5 separate regions of the Homo sapiens genome follow, and regions 1, 3, 4 and 5 are each linked to region 2. A link is a contact called in ENCODE Hi-C or POLR2A ChIA-PET data. All regions are on one chromosome and are shown on one strand. The core of a region is the stretch at or near the end of the contact, and the rest is flanking DNA. Distances in the headings are between cores, read along the strand shown. Region 1 overlaps LOC107985365 (a long non-coding RNA gene). Region 2 holds the start of GGPS1 (geranylgeranyl diphosphate synthase 1). Region 3 holds the start of LNCATV (lncRNA negative regulator of antiviral signaling). Region 4 has its middle 30 kb from the start of LINC02971. Region 5 has its middle 30 kb from the start of LINC03108.

Region 1 (2,818 bases), core at 199-2,698, 480 kb before region 2:
CATGACAGCGTGTTGCAGTCTTCAGAGAAAGATACTAAAATGGTTGTGCTATTACGGATCTCAGAGCATTAAGGAAAGTTGACCAGCTTTCACTGGGCTGAACCAAGGGGTGAAGCAGTCAGAGACAAGGCTGGGACTTTCCTGTTTCTGTAAAACATACTTCTTTCCATTCAAAAAGTTTTGGACAGGCAATATGCAAAAAGACAACTGCTGAATGATTCCACTTGTATGAGGCACCTAGAGGAGTCAAAGTCACAGAGACAGAAAGTAGAATGGTGGGTGCCAGGGACTAGGGGGAGGGGAATGAGAAGTTCGTGTTTAATGGGTACAGTTTCAGTTTGGAAAGATGCAAAGGCTTCCGGGATGATGGTGATGTTTGCACCATAATGTGAATGTACTTAATGAATGCCACCAAATGGTACGCTTAAAAATGCTTCAAATAGGCCAGGTGCAGTGGCTCATGCCTGTAATCCCAGCACTTTGGGAGGCTGATGTGGGCGGTTCACCTGAGATCAGAAGTTTGAGACCAGACTAACCAACATGGAGAAACCCCATCTCTACCAAAAATGCAAAATTAGCTGGGCATGATGGTGCACGCCTGTAATCCCCGCTACTCAGGAGGCTGAGGCAGGAGAATCGCTTGAACCCAGGAGGCAGAGGTTGTGGTGAGCCAAGATCGTGCCATTGCACTCCAGCCTGGGCAACAGAGCAAGACTCTGTCTACAAAAAAAAAAAAAAAGCTTCAAACGGTAAATTTTATGTTGTGTATATTTTACCACAATTAAAATGTATGGAAATATTTATTCTGATTCTTCAGTTAGATCATTTGTGGGTTAAATATGCCCCATGTAGCATTTCTTTCTGTAAATATACTGCCCCATCCCCCACATGGTATTAGACTGAGATTCCTAAGGGTAGAAACTATTTATCATTCATCTTTTTAGCCCCACTCCACCCAGTACAAAGCTCTATATAACATACCACTGGATAAATGTTATTTAAAGAAAAAAATGGATGAACAAGTGAACTCAGAATTCCCATACCGTTGCACCACGTTTTTTTCTAAACATGTGTTCACAGAATAGTAGCAGCAACAATGAGCATTATGAATGCCCTGTATTCAGAGTAAATAAGACTGTCAATCCAAAAGAAAAAGAAATAGTTAAGTGCATATATCTAGCCATATTGAAAGTTTCCTACCCTAAGTCCCCAGACAGCCCTCACTTGACTCTCATGAGTAGTAGGAGTGATAAACGAATGAATAAATGAATGACTTTTCTTCCTGGTCCACAGGCTTAGATTTTCCCAGTCTGGATATCAAGGGCATTCCATGCAGTGAGACTTTAAAGTCTCTAGAGAGGGACAGGAACCACCTGAAGTTGTTTCAGCTTAGACGTCCCTTTCCTTAGTAGCTCCTTCCTCCAGGGTGAGGCAGGAAGTGATCGCCAGCTGCCTCCCTGTTGACCAGGCTATGAAACCTTTTACAGTCACTTGGCTTCACTTCTGTGCTGTTTTTTTGGGTGAAGACTTTCTCATTTTCTGGTAAAGCAGATATTTAAGGGGCAGGAAACTCAACATCAAAAGACCGGAACAGAAGAGAGAAATCCTTGCATTATTCGGAACCAGCGAGTATGTATGGTGCAGGCAACTGAAACACCCTCTCTCTCTGCCTTTTTTTTTTTTTTTTTTGCATTGAACACTCTCAGTGTCTTCAAATTCCTAAGATTTTTTTCTTAACATCTCACATTTTATTAAATAAATCCAACCGCTGTGTATCACCGTCATTCTTAGCAAAGAATACATTAGCTATTTTCTTTGCAAAACAAAACCTAACTCTCATCTAAATAAAATCTACATGCAAAAGTAAGTGATATTTTCTGATCAGTACAATAGAATTGCCGTAAGTTTGGTCAAGGCTCTTGGCCTGCTTTCTAAAGATGTCCCTAGTATCTAGAGAGATCTCAAAATCTGTAATCATCGTGGGAAAACTTTTTCTGTGTTCAGAAATTCAGGATGACAAGAACTATCATTTTGGCAATATCTTAGAGGAGAATCTGAAAAGCTTCTGGCCACAGAAACGCCTAAATATGCTGTAGAAAAATAATAAGTGTGGTGTTAAAAGCACAGCTGAAATGAGTGAAGGAAATCCCAGAGACTGAGTATAAAGAAGGTCTGAGCACAAGAAAAAGTGCTGACACTTGGCTGCCTGAGCAGTGGGAGATCCGCTGAGGGAAAACAAGGTCACCTCAAGTTTCATAACCACAGACCACACTTCACATGGGTTTGGAGCTTAAGTTTACTCACCTGTATGGTCTAGGAAAGCTACGTCAATTAATTAACATAAAAGGAGTCCCAATATCACAAGAGCACTTGCCAAAACAAATAAAAAACTTCTCTATAGAAACCAATCTTCAACCTCTGCCACACAAGATTCCCATAGTGAGCACATTCTTTTAAATAGAAGCTCACAATCGAAAATTACAAAATGCGTTTAGAGACATGAGCAAGAGTGCACTACAAACAAGAATAAACAGACACAACGGGCGGCACAGGTAATGAGTCCCCAGAACCCCCAGAACATCAGCTAATAGAACTATCAGAAGGAGGATATGAATTGTTGTTAACATAACTGAAATGTAAAAGGAGAAATCAAAATTTTGAGAAAATAAATTTAAAAGACCAGGCATATTTGAAAAAGTACCATATGTTACCTCTAGAAATGAAATGTGTAACATTAAAAATAAAAACTTAATAAACGGGGCAAAGATTGCCAAAGAGAGAATTGATCATCCAGGAAGTGGTTTGGAAACAAATTACC
Region 2 (2,841 bases), core at 239-2,738:
GGCGCCAGCCCCCGAACCATCACACGCCGACTCGGGGCTCCCTCCGGCCCCGCCATCCCCGCAAACCCAACCACCTACACAGCTCGGCAGCTTCCCGTCCCCATTGTCGAGACCCGACGGAGTTTCCCGTCTACGACAATGACGCCATTTCTGTCAGAGAAGAAACTCACAACAAGCCCGGCGTCCGGCGCAGGGCCGGCCGCTCTCCCCTAGGGCCTCGGCGCCCGGCCGAGCGAATCCGCGCCCCCACGCGCCGCGTCCGAGCGAGAGGCCGGCCGGGGGCCACCGAGGGGCCAGGAGGGCCTGTGGGCCGCGGGCAGGACCGGCCCGCCACAGAGCCCCTGCCCACGTCCCGTTCCGGGCTCAGACCCGACAAGTGGGAGCGAGATCAACATCTGGCCCCGCCGCGGGGACAACGTGAGGGCCGAGGGCCCCGGAGGCGGAACGGCCCCCACCCTGCCCGGGCCCCCGACCGCGGCCGCTAAACCGCTGAGTGTGCGGCCGCCCAGCCAGGGGGCGGCTCGGACACAGCGGCTGCGGGGGGTGGGGGTTCCCGGGAGGCCGAGGCCCCGAATTCGGGCGCCGCAGGGACCACCACCGCGATCTTCCTCTGCTCCTTGGCCGGGCCCAGCGACTCCCAAAAGAACCCCCTTAGGAGACCACGAAAGCCCCAGAAAATATCCCTACCTTCCTCGGAGGCGAGATCTGACCCTGGCACGTCCAGAGTCCCCTCTCTCCTTCTCCCCCCCAAAACCAGCAGGCCCGGGGGAGAGATGGGGAAGAAGGGCGGCGGGTCCAGCGGCTGCTGAGGCAGAGGCTCCGGCTCCTCCTCCTCCCGCGGCGGCGACTGGTACCTTTGTTTGGCGGCCGCTCGGGCTCCCTGGTTGGGGGGAGGGGGACGACGAAAAATCCCCCCCGGACTGGAGGTCCGGGCCCCCAATCGCGCTGCCCTCCAGAGGACGGCGGCGATGGACCCTCTGCAGCTCCCTCCGGGCAAAGGTCCAGGCGGTGGCCGTGGCGGCGGCAAGATGAAGCTCAAGAGTCTCCCTCCGCTTCGGCGACCGAGCTCCTCACTCCGGACTCGACTGACGGGCAAACATCGCTTCCCCCCCACCGACTCTAGGTTCCCCCCCTTTCTCCCCTCCCCTAGATTTTTTTTCCCCCCCTCCCCTACCTCTTTCCCGGATGGCCTCTTAGACGACCTTGGATTGGTTAAAGTTCTTTAGAACCCGCCTATACACTGTTCCTATTGGTCCCTGGATACAAACAACGACGCCATTTTCCCACCAGTTCTATGGAAACAGAAAGTTACGCCTCAAGGCTTTCTGGGAAATAAAGTCCATACTCTGGGGCCAACGCGCAAATCCTCGTCCGCGAGAACTGCAAGGCCCGCAATGCCCTGCGCCTGCGTGGACCGGTGCGGGGGCGGGGGGGAGGTGAAAGGGGCGGGGCAACAAAGCAGTAGGGAGGCGGCAACGACGCCTGCGCAGTGTGACCGGGATGGCGCATTTTCTTGCACCAACTAATGCGGTGTCGCTGGCGGCTGAGGAGGGCGGAGAGTTCTGTGGTGAAATAGTGGGAAGGATTCATGTAGGCATCGGGAAGAGCCTAAGTCCACATTATAAAATAGGAAGTTGATGCGGGGTACAGTTACTCCCGGACCGGCGGCGTGAAAGTCGTGATATCATCGTTGAACTGTGAGCGGCAGTGGCGGCGGCTGGGGGGAACCCGGATGGGAAGAAGGGCGGGGGAGGCTGGGAGGCGGGGCAGAGGAAAGAAAGAAAGGAGAGTGAGGACCCGGATGCTGAACCGGATTGTGTATGAATTTTCCATCCCCTAGCTTTAAGCGAGGAGGGAGAGGAAGGGTTGGCCAAGTGGGGCGGAAGGGAGCATCTGAGCGAGGAGGAAGCAGAAACCTCACCGTTTCTTCCCCTCCGGACTCTGTGCTAGCACTGTATACGTTTGCAGTTCTCTGCCCAGCCGCTGTGGAAAATCGGCCTCGAAGTGATTGAAATTCCCTGTTTATATCAGGCGGCTTCTTTCAGATCCATCGTCTTTCTCCCGGAGTATGAATGGAAGGATTCAGTATGCGCTTCACATTTGTATGTCTCTGGCCATTCTCAAACCAGGCCCTTCCCTTTGAAAAGTCTTTTGCATGGGATGTTCACTTCTTAGACGCAAGGTTGTGTGCCCTGGTTTCATCGTCTAACGCGTTAGAAGGCGCTTTCATTTCTTCATGGGTGTTGAGCGCCGACCACTGGGGTGGCCTCTGCCTTCGTAGACCTGCGCCTGGTGAGACGGACAGATGCTGAACAAAACGATGTGAAATTACCGCAGTGGCAGTGCCCCAGAGGAGAGTTCCACGGTGATAGGAGAATGAGGGAATTTGGCTTCTTTAGGGAGGGAAAGGAAGGGTTTCTGAGCAAGTGAGGATCGAGCTGAGAGCTGAAGGGCTAGCAGGAGTTAACTAAGGAAAGAGAAAAGGAAAAGACATTCCAGACAAAAAGACTAACTTGTCAGAAAGCCCTGTGGCGGAAGGGAGCTTTTCCAATATGAAGAACTGAGCCTGGAGAGATGGGATGAGGGGGAGTGTCGAACCTTTTAGGCTTTGTAAAGGAGTTTTGGTTTTCTCCTAATAGCAATGGGATATCTTCCAAGGAATCTCAATCAAAAGGGAGAGATGGCTCCGATTGGAATGTCATCCCTGGCTGAAGAGTAGAGGAAGCGAAAAAAAGAAGAGTTAAAGAGGCAAATGCAGGGAACCCGACGAGGAGGCTATTGCCGTAGTAGTTCACATGGTGAAAAGAATGGAGCGTTTGTATTAATGATTATGGATTCACT
Region 3 (2,700 bases), core at 41-2,540, 360 kb before region 2:
GGGCAGACAGGAGAGCAGGAACCCCTTTCTGAAGCTGAGTTCTGATGCAGAATGTTTTCAGGGCTTAAGACAGCCCCCACACAGCTAGCCAACAGAACTTTCTGGGCTGCGGTCAGTTAGCTATGTCGCACAGGAATGGCATCTGCTTTCACTTATTTCAGAACTCAAGCATAAGTCCTGGGAGTATTTGACCAAAAGAGCCTCCCGCTTGGCGTGCGAGGGTTAGGTTTCCAGAAGATGTAGCACGTACCTGCGCTTTCAACTCCCAGAAGCCAAAGCTATGGAAAGATCTCAGCGTGTTTTTTTTTTAATTTTATTTTAAAATCATACCGTTTTAAAAGTTCTGCTTGTTATAAATCCAGCCTGAAAGCAGATGAATGAAACATAGACCCACACAAAAAAAATCTACAAGAATAGATCTTTTTTTTTTTTAACTTGGGGTTTTTGAGGAGGGATTTTAGAGGAGTGGCGGGGAAGCTACTCAGTCGAGATAAACTCCTTAAAAGCATGGGCAAAATTCCCTTTTCTGTGACCAGTTTTTTTAAAAATGACAAAGTCACACAAGAGAGGAAATGAAAAGGGAAATTTTTAGACTTCTCATCTGTGCTGAAAGCCCCGGGCTGTTTCAGAACCCGGTCAGGGTAACCGTCAGGCCTGCGGTCACCGCGCTGCAATCCCAGGAGGCCTTGCGTCAGCGGCCATTATATCAATAAGGAAGTACAATCACCAAACCACAAGCCGGCTTCTTTTCTAAGCCCACATGTTGCTTTAGAGGGTTTTCAAACAAGAGACTTTCCTGTTTTTGAAACCTGTGAATCCACAGGTCTTACAGGTTACTCAAATTATCTTATCACTTGCAGCATGAATTTCAAAACTGCTTACTCCAGCCTTCCCCTCCCCTGGAGGAACAGACGTCCATTTACAAACCAGAATCCTTATTTACAGTGTCCCGTTGCCAATTGCTGACACAGAAGGGGGAAAAAATACCAGTTATACATTAAGCTTTAAGGTTAAAGTATCTGTGCCAGACGCTGTCCAAACACCATCTATTCACTGACCTGAAGGCAGGATGACCACACCGGAGAAAATTCTACAGAAACAGTTTTGCGGTCACAGCAGTATTCCTTCACAGAGCCAGGCTATGTTTCCTGCAGATGCATACACATGCTTGCAAATGTACTGTAAGAAATCATCACAATTCACAGGAAACATATTTATCCTAAGATGTGTAGCAAATCTGTTGGAAATTTTTAAGCACAGCCAAAAGACATCCCAAACCACCTATGAGGTTGCTTCCCAGGTTGCTGGAAAAATCAACGTAGGATAGCATCGGTAGAGGACGCTACCGCGGCGCAGGTGAAAGATGTAAACAGTGCAATCTAAATCTTCAATGGGATGCAAGTCAGACTTATTTTTCTCTTGAGCAAATAAAAAGATTCAGATTAAAGAGTGCCTTATAGAACTGGTACAGAGTTCTACATAGAACTGATATAGAGTTCATCTAATAAGAGTGTCTTATAGATGAGATAAATCCATAAACAAACGTCTCTCTTTCCTGCTCAGCTCAGCAGCTTGAGAAAGATGTGCCACACCTAACAACTGCATTTGACAGCCATCTCCTGGTTTAACTTCTACCCTGGCCAGCGGCCACTTAGCGTTGCCCCAGCAATGCCTGCAGACTTCATCACGCGCTCCCTCGCTGGAAGCGTCCCTCCTAAGGCAGACCTGAAGTTCACAGAGGGCTTCTGGACAGTAGTTCACATTCTGTTTTCAATGGTGGCCTAATCAGACTGAGAATAAACAACAAGTGAACTTTATCCTGCAGCTACAACCAGTGAACTCTAAGCCCATTTCACAGAATGCACACAGCAATAATGGATCTAGCAGACACTTATCTAATCTCACACTTTCCGTCTTTTTGGGTTATAATCAACACTTAGCTCATCAACACACACACACACACACACACGCACATCTTCCAAAAAAGAACCTGCTCTCAGTTTAAGCACACTGAGATTTTATTTATCTTATTTTATTTGTCTGCATTCCAATAAACCTTCTAACATTGAAATGTTGAGACAGACACTCTAAAGTCAGGATGCTGTGATGTTTATGTTTGAGGGAGGGTTCTTTCAAAGTAGCCAAAATTGTCTCTCTTAGGAAATGTGAAGTGTGAATGAAGCCACACCAAAAAGTCTCAGAAGTAAATCTCTCAAAGATTATGACCAGCCTGTTGTGGAATAACGCAATATATCCTTAGAGGAAAATACAATAAAGTAAGAGAATTCCAGGCTTCCTACACAGGCCCAGTAGGTATTTTTTATCTTAATAACTCGTTGGTAAATGGCCTACTATGTCCATAGGAAAAGCATCCTCTTCTTCAACTGTGTTTTAAAAAGAATAACTTCTTCTTTCCTCCTTTGGAAAAGCCATTGCTCCAAAATTCACATAAAACAAATACAGACTGGTTTTCTGTTCCTTTCACTTTCTGTCCCTATCACTTTAGGCTGTGGTAACCAGGACTTCTAGGCCTAAATATGCTTGCCTGATTTTGCCTGAGTTTGCTGGAGAATTGCTCAACCACCCTCTCACTTTGGCTGTGTAGACCATAGCTCTTGCCCTCCCTCCAGGGGAGAGGCATTAACTAATGAAGAAAACAGTGACTCCCCTCTTCTGCCACCACTGACACTCCATACCCAG
Region 4 (2,700 bases), core at 73-2,572, 400 kb before region 2:
GCAACATGGATGTGGCTGGAGGCCATTAACCTAAGCGAATTAATGCAGGAACAGAAAACCAAATATATCATGTTCTCACTTATCAGTGGGAGCTAAACACATACCTTTCGGAAGGCACCAGAACACTGGTTTGTTCCTGCTTTGTCTTGGCACCAACCCACTTGGCCCCTGACTCATCTTTCTCTACAACACTCCTGTTTGCTTTTCTCTACCATGGAGAAGGTATGTCTCAGTGGAAGAACTATGGGAGGTATTCAGCCCAAACATCCTCTAAGACAGTAAAGTGTTAACAGCTTAGAAAGAGCTGCAGACTATTAAAATGTGAGCTGCGTTAGTCAGCTGAACCGAGAATTCTCATCCTGGCCCTTGCTCTTGGAGGGAATGCATGCCTTAGTGCTTACTCAGCTCTTAAACAGGGTTTGTTGTTTTGTGTGTTTTTGTTTCCCGTGACTGTGTGTGTTTGACTTTTTTTAAACTGTGGTTTAAGAAAAAAAAAAAAAGTTGATCAGTAAGTCAAAGTGTCAGAACTGTCTGGGTTGAAGCAGGCACTCATAGGGAAGCAGGAAGACCAGTCTGTAGGTTTAGGGGAGGGGAGCAGAGGAAACAGAATTTTCATTCCACACCAAGCCTGCAAAATCATACAGACAGGAGAGCCCAGACAAAGCTAAATGTCATTTTCTTTATCCTAATTTATTGATTTCTGCTGGCTGTCGGGAGCTCTCGGGGAGGAAGCATGCTGAGTCCATAGCTAATGCTTTTCGTTGTTCTCACAGTTAGTGGGCCCTGGAGCTTGGGGAAGGGGGTGGCATAAGTGCAGGGAAATGGTGACGAGATGCAAAAGAATCATGGTGGCCAGAGCAGAAAATGTGTGCTCACATTTCTCTCTCTGCAGTGTTTCTGAAATGGCCTCTTCATTTACTTGAAAGAGACCTCATGCCAAAAAATGCATAGCATCATCCCCCACCTGCTCAGTCATGCCTTGAATCTCAAGCCCAGAAACGCAACTGCTGCCGGTGGGGGGTGCACCCCAAAAGTCCTCATCCTGAGAACACCTGTTAAAAAGTCCACGATGGCAGAAATCCCTGGTGCTGCATGGAGAATCTCCACTCAGGTGCGTCACCCCCTAGACGTTAGGAAGGTCCGGGGCAGGTGTCCGGTGGGGTCAGGGAGACACGCAGGTTCAAGGTTGTTCTACAACCCTGAGAGAAATGTCTGGGCCTCAGAACGTCAAGAGAGCTGGTTCTTCAGAGTTCTATTTTCCATTCCGCTACTTTGAGAGGGATGTGGGCTTTCATTGTGCTCGTTATTTTCATGAAAACTCATTACAAAACTGAAACCAACATCACAGAACAATGAGGAATCACCAGCCCATTGAACAAGTGCAGAGCGGCACATATGACCACTGCAATGCTTCCTTTCCAAAGCTCTTTTGCTCTTGCGTGGAGTGGCCCCCGCCACGGGCTTTCCCAGGTCACACCTGCTCCACACTTCTCTCCAGGTGCCTCTGTCCCCTGAGGCCTCACCTCGGGCCCGGGTCGCCCTGCACAAACAGCCCCTGGGCGGGCACACAGCACTGACTCTGCTGCAGTCTCCAGGTTCCCGAAGCCAGCTGCCTACTGGACACTGCACCCTTAAAGTCCCACCGATGCATCCCCAACAGGGTCTCCTCCACGGCCCCCCTTCCTGGTGAAGTCTGATCAGCTTCCAGCCACACAGATGTGAAGACTCATTGTCTCCAAGGAGCCCCAGAGTCCGGTTGATTCCCCTTCTGAATGTCTCCTCATTCTGACCTCCTCCTTCTCACACCCACTGCCCTCCACCCAGCCTGGCCTCAGCCCAGAAGGGCCTCCTCTCCAGCCTCCGTCCGGGTCTCTGTCACCTCACCTGTACTCTGCCCTCCACCTCACCTCTACTCTGCCCTCCGCCTCCCTCTGGAAGGCTGCTGTCCTCCTCCGGGGTCCTTCACTGCTCACTGAACCACCTCTCAGTCTGACCTTCAAGGACCCAAATCTACCAACTCACTCTTCTCTTATTCTCTAACACCAACCCTCAACACCATCAGGCTGTCCCCTGCCACTCCATGAATGTCCGTCCCTCATACCTGTGTCCCCACCATCACCTTATTTAAAATGCCTCTCCCTCTGATCTGCCCATTCAACGCCTCATCGAAGCCCAATTCCAGTCCCTCCCTCCCTGTGGCAACCTTGCCTGACTCTGCAACAACTGCAACCCCATCCTTCTCCCTGCCTTTGTGTCCCCATGTTGCTTCATTATAGTGGGATGTCAATAGGCATTAAAAGGTTGCTGTCTCCTCTACTTCCTTGTACCCATTGTCAAAGACCCCCACCGGCTTGTTCGCAAATTCAGAAAAACGTTCCCCTTCCTCAGAACACTACTGCTCAGAGATTGTCGCATTTACCAAGTCTGTTCACATTTATGAACACATTTATGAAGCCTGAGATGAATGGTGGCCCTAGGACTGCTGGTGACAAACCCGCCTGAGCCCAGCCCCCAAGGTGGCAGGATCACTTCCTACCCACTGTGCACACCAACTTCAGGTTCTTCATTTCCCAGCTTTCAAGTAGGCTTTGTCTATCTCTAGCGGAAACAATAAATAGTCTGAAAACCAAAGCACTTTTGATTTGCAAAAGGCAGGCTGCACTGAGAAAGAGATTTCTCTTAGAATTCTGAAGGATGCCT
Region 5 (2,785 bases), core at 187-2,686, 320 kb before region 2:
AGATGGAGGGTGGGATCAAAGGGAAGACTGGTGTTGGGGAAGAGGTTGAGATGAGTTTTAGACACATTTGCAGGTGTCGACCAAAAGCTGGGCCACTGAGCAGAGACCTGCCTACATCTTGAGGCCCACACAAAGGTCTTGTCCCAAATAGGGGAGCCATGGCAGAGCAGGGATGCTATGGAGGGAGGAGGCAGCCACAGGCAGGGCTTGGGGATAGTCTGGAAAACAGAGAATGAGAGGAGTCAGGGCAAAGAGGCGAGGTCTGTGGAGGTGCCGCAGGAAGGCGTTGGGCGCTGGCTGCAACTGAGAGCTGGGAGCTCAGGAAGGCTCAGGTGGCTGGACCCGGCCAGGGGGCAGACGCGGAATAACAATGGCCTTCCGTGAGGGCAAGGCCATCTGTAGCAAAATGTCCACCCTCCATGCCAAGCCTCCCACCCAAACATCCCTTCTGATTTCCCATGCTATGAGGGCCTGAGCACCGGAGCCCTTGGAGAGAAGATCCATCGGAGGCGGAAAGGTGGGGGGACCCACGTGGCTCAGGTTAAACTTACACCTGGCTTTGCATGGAGAAGTCTTGGCAAACTTCTGAACAACAAATCAAGTTACAGATGGCTGAAACAAACGGTAGTTTCCCAGGAGCCGCTGAGACCATCAGCAGGAGGCCTGTAGACTTTCATCCAAGTCAGACTCAACCATATCTTTCTTTTTCCAATTTTTTAAAAATTGTAGTAAGTAAAATACACATAACAGAAAATTTACCATCTTAACCTTTTTTTTTTGAGACAGCGTCTCACTCTGTCACCCAGGCTGGAGTTCAGTGGTGCGATCTCAGCTCACTGCAAACTCCGTCTCTGGGTTTCAAGTGATTCTCCTGCCTCAGCCTCCCGAGTAGCTGGGATTACAGGTGCCCGCCACCATGCCTGGCTAATTTTTGTATTTTTAGTAGAGACAGGGTTTCACCATGTTAGCCAGACTGGTCTCAAAACTCCTGACCTCAAGTGATCAGCCCGCCTCCGCCACCCAAAGTGCTGGGATTACACGTGTCAGCCACCGTGCCTGGCCTCCATCGTAACCATTTTTAAGCACGTTGTTCAGTGGTGTGACATGCATTCCCACTGCTATACAGCCATCGCCGCTAACCATCTCCAGGCACTTTCATCTTGTAAAATTGAAACTCTGCACCCATTCAACAATAACTCCCCACGTCCCATTCCCCTCAACTATATCTTTTTAAAGTGCTTTTCCCAGTGAAGTTTCTAACATTGCTAAAGAACATAAAATATAAAAACATGGCCATGCAGCAGGGGCTTTTTACCCTGCAGAATGCCCACTAAACCGTTTCTGTATGTTTAATTTTTTTAACCAAGGAAGTAGGGGATGCCCAAGATTTGGTCCCCAAACCAGAAAGACTGTGGGTTCCTTGCATCAAGCCGGGGCTTTTAGTCAACTCTCCCATGGGGACTCTGTTGGCCCGCTCCACCTCGGGTGTTCCCCCGCCCCTGCCTTTTCCTCTCTCACCTCCCCCATCCACCCCTCTCAGCCTTGCAGTCGACCTGCCTCTCCTCTGGTTGCTCCGTTTGTAGGGAGGGTCTGCTTGAAGGGAGTTCCCATTCTCTCTCACCCAGAGTCAAGGCTCTTGACTCTATTGTACCTAAAAAGCTCCTGAGGAATTTGACAAGGCCCCACCCTCAGAGATATGGGGTGAAGCCCAGGAATCTGTATTTTTAACAAGCATCCCAGGTGATCCTGATACTTGCACACACCCCCACACACACCCACGCCGACTACCCACACACTTCCATGGCCCAGAAGTCTGCAGGACCCACAGCAGGTATTCGGGACTATTTGTTCAATCCACACCTGAGTCGTTGCACGATTATGCTCAAGTCCCTCGGAACACCTCGCCTGCCATCTGACAGCTTCCCATCCAGAAACCACACAGTACAGTAAAAAACAGAAAAAAGAAAGCCGTTAGACCCCAGTGAATGTTATTTTTAATGAAAGTGGTGCATTTTGACTCACAATGTTGAAACCAGATTATAAATGAGTCATCAGTGAATCGACCACAAAGAGCCTTTGCGGAGGTGATTTACAGGAGAGCTCTGATGTCTGCTGTCCCCTGCACACGCTTCACAGAGATGCTGTCAGACGCAGAGCTGGTCTGGGGCATCTGTTGCCGCGTCAGCTCAAAAGGATGCTGTGTTGTCACCAATGGGATTCCCCAGCCCAGGCGGTGTTGCGGTCCCACCCACACAAGGAAGGCGGCCATCACTGAATAATGCTTGTGGTTACATCATCATTGCTGGTTTCCAGGTAGTGACTAGCAGATACTGGAGAGAGACAGGCCATCTGCTCTTCCTGTGCGCCTCAGCTCCTCCCTCATACCCACATCCTCTCGCCTGGTCTTCTAGAAGCAGCCCCTATGCAGACAGACCAGCAGGACTGAAAGCTGGACAGACTCGAGCCGGAGAGCCAGGTGGAACAACCTGGCCAGAAAGAGTCTGGCCGCAAAGAGTCTGGCCACAGCCCCACTTTCCTCATCTCTAAAATGTCCACATGGCTGCCTGCCCTGCCCGGCTCAAGGGAATGTTGCAAGGCTCTCATGGAAACCATGCTTGTGAGGGTTTTGAGGACTATCATAGCCCGTCCCAAGGTCAGAGGACAGTAGAAAACAAAAAACTTGCTTTCAGAGGGTGCTTTCACCAGTCAGCAGCCTCTGCCCCGGGCAAAGCCAGACAACTAAAACGGAATGAATCCGCAGAGTAGGGTGGGGATGAAATTCTCC

Evidence for each region. A loop is a pair of places that touch in the nucleus more often than their neighbours do. ChIA-PET counts read pairs that join two places held with the same protein, here RNA polymerase II (POLR2A). Pooled maps may share reads with other maps.
Region 1: a pooled map shows a loop between it and region 2 (10-fold over the local background). The contact joins the enhancer-like site here to the promoter of GGPS1 in region 2. A Hi-C loop is called at or near these places in 5 of 37 single-sample maps with no recorded cell type and 10 of 50 pooled maps. POLR2A ChIA-PET finds 5 or more read pairs at or near these places in 2 of 52 experiments (activated CD4-positive, alpha-beta T cell and activated CD8-positive, alpha-beta memory T cell).
Region 3: a loop to region 2 is called in a map of B cell, with 7 times the contacts of the local background. The contact joins the promoter of LNCATV here to the promoter of GGPS1 in region 2. A Hi-C loop is called at or near these places in 1 of 168 maps with a recorded cell type or tissue (B cell), 7 of 37 single-sample maps with no recorded cell type and 12 of 50 pooled maps.
Region 4: a pooled map shows a loop between it and region 2 (6-fold over the local background). The contact joins the enhancer-like site here to the promoter of GGPS1 in region 2. A Hi-C loop is called at or near these places in 2 of 37 single-sample maps with no recorded cell type and 8 of 50 pooled maps.
Region 5: a map of naive thymus-derived CD4-positive, alpha-beta T cell shows a loop between it and region 2 (4-fold over the local background). The contact joins the enhancer-like site here to the promoter of GGPS1 in region 2. A Hi-C loop is called at or near these places in 1 of 168 maps with a recorded cell type or tissue (naive thymus-derived CD4-positive, alpha-beta T cell), 8 of 37 single-sample maps with no recorded cell type and 15 of 50 pooled maps. POLR2A ChIA-PET finds 5 or more read pairs at or near these places in 3 of 52 experiments (SK-N-SH and activated T-cell).

The regions. Positions count from the first base shown.
Region 1 is chr1:234,843,208-234,846,025 of GRCh38, forward strand. The region is part of intron 2 of LOC107985365 (a long non-coding RNA gene); the gene reads right to left. Among named protein-coding and RNA genes, the nearest start is that of LINC02961, 85 kb to the left of the region's middle. Within about 2 kb of position 1,449, at least 15 of the 41 ENCODE cell types and tissues checked have a DNase peak (open chromatin) inside an H3K27ac peak, as active enhancers do.
Region 2 is chr1:235,327,082-235,329,922 of GRCh38, forward strand. GGPS1 (geranylgeranyl diphosphate synthase 1) reads left to right here and starts at 1,489. Exons shown (of 4, transcript NM_004837.4): 1 at 1,489-1,697. ARID4B (AT-rich interaction domain 4B) reads right to left here and starts at 1,098. Exons shown (of 24, transcript NM_016374.6): 1 at 688-1,098. RefSeq lists enhancers at 1-512, 1,249-1,308, 1,549-1,638, 2,139-2,288 and silencers at 219-308, 319-548, 719-768.
Region 3 is chr1:234,962,709-234,965,408 of GRCh38, forward strand. LNCATV (lncRNA negative regulator of antiviral signaling) reads right to left here and starts at 1,291. Exons shown (of 4, transcript NR_125945.1): 1 at 1,059-1,291. RefSeq lists enhancers at 57-1,256, 570-869, 890-939.
Region 4 is chr1:234,925,674-234,928,373 of GRCh38, forward strand. No RefSeq gene overlaps it. Among named protein-coding and RNA genes, the nearest start is that of LINC02971, 30 kb to the right of the region's middle. RefSeq lists enhancers at 987-1,066, 1,827-1,916. Within about 2 kb of position 1,323, at least 25 of the 41 ENCODE cell types and tissues checked have a DNase peak (open chromatin) inside an H3K27ac peak, as active enhancers do.
Region 5 is chr1:235,009,820-235,012,604 of GRCh38, forward strand. No RefSeq gene overlaps it. Among named protein-coding and RNA genes, the nearest start is that of LINC03108, 30 kb to the left of the region's middle. RefSeq lists enhancers at 1,895-2,484, 2,083-2,377, 2,328-2,785, 2,495-2,564, 2,775-2,785. Within about 2 kb of position 1,437, at least 26 of the 41 ENCODE cell types and tissues checked have a DNase peak (open chromatin) inside an H3K27ac peak, as active enhancers do.